Regions from separate parts of the Mus musculus genome. Here region 2 is linked to region 1. A link is a contact called in ENCODE POLR2A ChIA-PET data. All regions are on one chromosome and are shown on one strand. Each heading gives the region's core, a stretch centred on a gene start or an enhancer-like site at or near the end of the contact. The rest is flanking DNA. Distances are from core to core; before and after follow the strand shown. Region 1 holds the start of Wdr62 (WD repeat domain 62). Region 2 holds the start of Nfkbid (nuclear factor of kappa light polypeptide gene enhancer in B cells inhibitor, delta).

The links. ChIA-PET counts read pairs that join two places held with the same protein, here RNA polymerase II (POLR2A).
Region 2: POLR2A ChIA-PET joins it to region 1 with 10 read pairs in embryonic stem cell. The contact joins the promoter of Nfkbid here to the promoter of Wdr62 in region 1. POLR2A ChIA-PET finds 5 or more read pairs at or near these places in 4 of 5 experiments (Patski and embryonic stem cell).

Annotation. Positions count from the first base shown.
Region 1 is chr7:30,278,872-30,282,075 of GRCm38, forward strand. Wdr62 (WD repeat domain 62) reads right to left here and starts at 1,539. Exons shown (of 33, transcript NM_146186.4): 1 at 1,285-1,539. The coding sequence starts at 1,461. Thap8 (THAP domain containing 8) reads left to right here and starts at 1,223. Exons shown (of 3, transcript NR_144498.1): 1 at 1,223-1,609; 2 at 1,737-1,828.
Region 2 is chr7:30,421,521-30,424,724 of GRCm38, forward strand. Nfkbid (nuclear factor of kappa light polypeptide gene enhancer in B cells inhibitor, delta) reads left to right here and starts at 1,755. Exons shown (of 11, transcript NM_172142.4): 1 at 1,755-1,983; 2 at 2,115-2,175; 3 at 2,720-2,931. The coding sequence starts at 2,926.

The sequences.
Region 1 (3,204 bases), core at 289-2,788:
TTCATTACACTAAGTATTGTTATTTCTTTATATGTCTCGATGGAAAAACATGTTTTTGCCATGTGTGTCACTTGTCCTTGTGACTCCTCTTAACCCTCAGGGTACAAACTGTCTGCTGCTCAGACTAAAGTTGGCTACTACAGGAGACTTTAGCTTGCCTCATTTATGACTCCATTCTCCCAGGTCCCACTGCCTCTAGACTAGTAGCCAATAGCTCCGTAGGTAAAAGCCCTTGGGGCCAAAGCTGACTCTGGGAGAATGAACTCTCAAAAGTTGACCTCAGCCAGTCTGGTCTACACAGCCAGTTCCAGGTCAGCCAAGGCTACACGGAGAAACCCTGACCAAAAAAAAAAAAAAAAAAAGTTTTACTAATAGCATTCCTTCTACCCAAAGTCATTTCTTTCTGTGACTCAAATTTTGTGGAACTGTTTTGTACACCCTGCTCCCCAGGCAGCAGTGCTAAGATTTTTACATTCTCCATAATTTTAAGCCGTAAGTAGATAAAAATCAGTTCTAGTGAAGGAACAGGAAAGAAATCAGGAACAGAAAAAGGAAGGAAGACCAAGAAATGTTACGCAAATAAGCCAGGCAAGTACTCCGGAGGCAGAAAGGTAGATCTCAGAGCTCACAGCCAGCCTGCTGGTCTACAGAATGAATTCAGTCACAAAGAAATCCTGTCTCAAAAGGAAAAAACAAACAACAAAAACAAAAAACAAAAAAACCACAACAATATAACAACAACAACAAAACCCACAACAATATAACAACAACAAAACCAGGGGAATGTTAACCAAATAGGGGCCTGGAAGAGCACACCTTACCCCGAGGCGCTACAGAGGAGGCGTGGCAAGAGCCAACAGGCCAGCCTCTCGCTCAGACTCCGATACAGCACACTGGTGGCTGCAGTGGTCCCCAGCCCTATTCCAATAAAATCAAAGACACACTGGAATGAAAGGGATAAGTGTCTTAGGTCACTCACTGAACAGTAAAGTGATATTAGAGATGATTTGTAAATGCAAAACCATTTCCCGGGAGTTAGAACTAAAATAAAGCAATGTGCCAACTCTAAGTGGAGCCAGAAAGATGGGCAGCACCAAACCCTGAAGCCAGCAGGAACGCAGGGGGAAAGCCTCTGCCAAGGGGGCGGGGCTTCCGGACCAGGCGGGCCTGGGAAGCCGCCTGAGGGAGCAAATAAAGAAGCGATGGGAGGGACCGAGGCCCCGAGGCGGGACCAAGGTGGCAGAGAAGCCCGGAGTTGGGTAAACAGGACGACCAGCCTCTCACCCGGTTCTGCACAGTGTCCTCGGGAGCCGCCGCGAGTCGCGTCCGCCGCCGGAGGCAGAGCGGTGGGGCAGGAGGCGGGGAGGACTGGTTTCTCCGCGCCGGAACTCCCGCCATGACAGAGGACAGCTTTTCTATCGTGTCACTCCGCGTATAACCTCCGGCCGCTAAGGCAGCCATCATGCTGTCGGAGACCAGTGTCCGTTACGCTTCTTAACAGCCGCCTGTAGCCAGCACCCACTCGAATAGCGAATGGCCGCGGGAAAGCCGGCGCCACCGCCCATTGGACGCAGCCGGCACCCCGGCTGGCCAATCACAAAGCTTCCGGGTAGGCTCATTGCCCAATGGGAGATAAGAGGCGGAGCTAAAGGAAGGTGGGGCCAGGGCCTGTCTATTTCACTGCTTACTGAGTCTGGCTGGGTTTCTCTACTAACCTGTGCTTTCTCTGTTCATAGACACACAGCTTTTAACTTTGATGGAGCTCATCCTGTCTTTTGCAACAGTCCCGGGAAGTTATTCAAGCTGTACCAGTCTCATGGATATAGGGGTAGGGTGAAGCCAAAGAGCCGTGGGCTTGGGGTCGGGAACAACACCGCCCTACTCTTGCCTATACAAATAGTGAGGTTTAGGATTGCGAAGATTGTAGCCAGCTGCTCTCCATCCCGTGATTGGGGCGTAGCCGCGGTAGCACGAGGAACATTTTGTACGCATGCGCCCTCAGTTTCCCCTGTCACGTGTTGCAGTGTTGCTCTTCCCTGGGATGACGTGAGGCGGATGGATTGCTCGGGGACCCGGACAGGGTTTGGCCCAGACTCAAGTGTTATTGCTGACTGGGCAGGACTGGCCAGGGTAGGACAGCTACACATAAGTACATTAGGGCTCCAACACTTTGGGGCGCCTGGGCAGGGACAATTGGCCTGGGAGATTCGAACATGGGGCGTGGCCCTGGGAGGGGCGGGGTTGGTCCAGCTTTGAGTCTTGGGAGCTACTGCTATGAAGCTGTAGATAGTTCATTGCTACCTTGGGAGCGGAAGGGGTGAGAGGGATGTGCACACACATCATTCTCCCTGTTCATTTTTTGGCTTATTTTTCTCTTTAAACGGTTTTCTGGGGCATCACAGGTTGAGGTATGCAACGGTGTCCCCACCACTAGAATGTCAGCCCCTCCCTGAAGCCAACAAATTTTATCCCATTTCCTGTTATTCCTAGGTTGCTAGACTAATGCCTAACACATACTATTGTCCATCAAATGTTTGTTGGAAGGGTTTGATTTTTAGCCCAGAAGTCTGTTGGGGTTTGGGAAGCGTCGCACAAACCGCTTAAAAACCGATCTCAGTTAAACAGGACTGGTTTATTGAAACTCCCCCCACCCAAAAAAAACCCCCAAAAAACAAAAACCAGCAACAACAAAAAAACCCAACTGATTGATCACCCAGACTCGGAACTGTAAGCTACAACCCTAAACATTTCCGGGGCCAGTTTATATAGGGGGAAAAGGCATAATGATCTGATAAGTAGGTGCAGGGAGAGCTGCAGCGTGGTTGGCCTTCTCCTAAGTTTTTAGTAGTTAAGACATAACAGTTCAAGGTTGGAGAGATGGCTTAATGGTTAAGAGCACTGACTGCTTTTCCAGAGGTCCTGAGTTTGATTCCCAGCAACCACGTGGTGGCCCACAACCATCTGTAATGGGATCAGATGCCCTCTTCTGGTGTCTGAAGACAGTAATAGTGTACTCATATATATATTAAAAAAAAAAAAAAAAGACATAACAGTTCAGGCTGACCTCTATTTTGATGGGTCCTGAGTGAAGACTGCAGTTGGGGAATTTCTAAGAAGGAGGAGGAGAAAGGGAGAAGATGGTCAATTTGCCCTTGCTCTGAGCCAAACTATTTTTCTGTGTCTACAGTCAAGTTGCTTTTATGT
Region 2 (3,204 bases), core at 505-3,004, 140 kb after region 1:
CCATGTGCCCCTCTAGGAAAAAGCAGGACCCTTAAGCACCTACTTCCAGGAAGACCAAGTAATGACACTCTTCAAGGTCAGCCCCTCCCATTCAGAGTCTAAGTTAGCTCTGCGGCTTCACCCGGGACTCCGGGGACTGTGGGCGGGGCTCCGCCTTGAACCGGGCGTGGCCAAAAGACGAATTTAAAAACTCGCGGGGGACCTGGCTTTAGATCGGGGACCCGGCGGCGGCTCCGCGGGGCAGGTAGCGAGGCTGGCGCAACGCCGAGGCCGCGGCCCTGGGGGCCCACAGTCTGCATCCAAGAATCCTCGAGGTAAGAGCTGGGGGTAAAGCGAGGAACGCGCCTTTCTGGATGCTTTGAAGGTTGGCTGGAGCGTAAAGCTGGGCCCTGAGAATTGATTCTGGACGTTGAAGAGGAGAGGCTGGGATCCTGGACTTCTGAGTCCTTGGGAGTGTTGGACATCCTTGGGAGTTGGGGTGCAAGGACTGAGAGGCCTGATACCGGGGGTTCTCTAAGAGGACGAAGTGACCCGGACTCCTTCACCCAAGGAGGGGCTGCATTGCATCCTTGAAATTGCGGTTATGGACGCAGGTTTGGGCCTCGAAGGTCGGGCGCTGGACCTCAGGAGTCCACTCTGGTAGAGAGCAGCCCCGCCCTGGGACTTCCCAGAGCACCACTGGTGCAGGGTGCCCGGGCCGAACAGGAATTCCCCGTGCGCGGGGATTCCACGGGCGCCGCGCTTCGCTGCGTGCCCCGCCTCCGAGCCAGACACCTGCGGCGCGCGCGTGCGGAGCGGAACTGGGAGGTGGAAGATTCCCTTGCGTTAGCGCCGTGACGTCAGCGCGCGGCGTCTCGTCTCGAGGGTTTCCGAGTCAGTCCTCGGCTGACTTTAACCCTTCTCGCGCTGGAGTCTGAGCTGGGAAGTCTGGGCTGGGGATTTGCTCTTCTTGGGTCGAGGGAACCGGATTTTCAGGTCTCAGAGGAGACTGAGGGTCTGTACTCTTGGGTTCTGGGTGAATGGATTGTGCCAATGGGATACAGGGGCATCTCCGGGATGGTTGGTCCCTGCTATTCCCAAGTTTGCCGAGGTGGGGGCGGGAGCTTTGCGACTCCAGATCCCTGGATCATTGAGGAACTACACCGCTACTGATTTGGTGGATCCTGGCAGAGAGGCTAGAGCAAGAGTGGTGATCCCAAGACTTGGAGAGGAGCAACTCACCCTTTCCTGTGCTGAGGACTCTGGGCTTACGTTCTACCATCCACCCAGCCTTGCGCCCAGCCCCACATGTCAGATTCTAGAACAGAGAAACATTTTGTTGTTGTTTTGAGACAGAGGTCTCAGGTAGTCCAGGTTGGCCTCTCACTTCGTTTATAGATGAGTCTGGCCTTAACACCTGACCCTCTGCCACCACCTCGCTGGGATTGCAGGGGTGTGCCTCTACTCCTAGTTAAAACAGAGATATTGGGAACCTGGAAATGCCTTTTCGGGAAGTTGAGATTAGCAAACCCCAGTCCTCCACTCCTAGTGTTAGGACCTGGTCGCCTAGGTTGGGATTTTTAACGGATGTGGTGGTGCTTCCGAGGAGCCCGGTGTCTCCGGAGAAGATAGATGCTTCAGAGAAGTGCTAGCCTCCCCACTTCCTCAGTTTCCACTACGGTGGTGGAAAGTTGGTGCGGAGGAAAAGCGTGGAGGAAAAGGAAGGAAATGGCGGAGGCGGGGCCCTGCACTCAACATCTTCTGTTGGCTTTGTAGTTCTCCAGCTCGCTCGAAGGAAAGGAGGGCGCCCACATGCACTCCCAGCCACCCACCGCTGCCACCGAGGCTGCATTCGGGTGACTTAAACATTCCTGATGACTTCCTTCTGTCTTCCCACACACAGTGAGTCGGCCTGAGCGTAGTCACTGCCCAACACAGACGGTAAAGAAGCTTCTGGAAGAACAGAGGCGCCGACAGCAGCAGCCAGAGGCTGCTGGGGTGCCGGTGAGTCTCTGGAAGTCGCCATGTGCGCTGGGGGAGATGGGAGTTGTAGTCCTGACTCTGAGGCTCTGCAGGTGGGGGACAGACCTGGAAGAATCTTCCAGATTCATAAATTCATTTCCTTTACATTGCAGGGACACTTCTCCCCTCCTCTGGTCCAGCCACTGACTCCATCTGTGAATGAGGCAGAGCCAGGTAAGAATAAAGTTAGCTCCTAGCCCAGCTTCTCTTAGACTCAGGCATCCCAGCTCTTAGACCTTTGGGGACCGAGGAGTCAGGCAGCTCTCATTATTCTTGAGCCATATGGGAAATTTTGATGACCAGCCTGCCATCGTTGCACATGTCTATATTCCCAGTACTCCGGAGTTGAGGGGGGGCGGATTGCCATTGGGTTTGAGGTCATGTGGTTTTTTTTTTTTACTAGCAAGTTCCAGGCCACCTAGAGCTATCTAAGACACCTTGTCTTATAACCAAAACCCCTGGAATTTGACGTTGGTTTTCAGTAGCCCAGTAGTCCATGAATAGTGTCCTTCAAGCATCCAGGGTTTAAGACTCCAGGACTTCAGATCCCAGTTGCTTGAGATCCAGTAGGCCTGGCATCGCAGCTTGCTGATGCCCCAGGACTGGAGGACCCAGCTCCTCAGTGTCTCAGGACCTCTGGAGACTCCAGGTTTACCTTCCCTGGCCATGTCTCCAGGCTGTAATAACAGGCTGGTTCTGACCACCCTCTCTGTTTCAGGCCATACTCATTTCCCTGCCTTCCAAGAGACTGTGGATTCCGGACCTGGCAACCTGGCTCCCCCTTCAGGCTTTGCAGACTGGGACCCTAGCATCCATGCTACCTATACAGAGGGCTCTTTCCCATTCTCTGCTTCTGAAGGCTTCCTGACTCCTGATTTCTACCCTCCGTCAGACCCAGGCCGGTCAGGCCCATTTCCCCTGGTGATGGAGGTAAACTATAGGGTGGGGACAGATGCTTAAGGGCCCCTAAAAACTTCTCAGTGGTGCTGAGCCTAGTGGCGCAGGCTTGTCATCCCAGCTACTCCGGAGGCAGAGGTAGAAGGATCAAGACCTACCTGGGCTACAGAATGAGTTCTAGATTGCCCTAGCCACAATAATAGGACCTTTTTTTTTTTTTTCCTAAATAAAGGGAAAAAATAAGTGGAAAACAGAAAGACTATTGGGAGTTTTGCTCTGTGGTCCAGCTCTTTCCTCACATGTGTG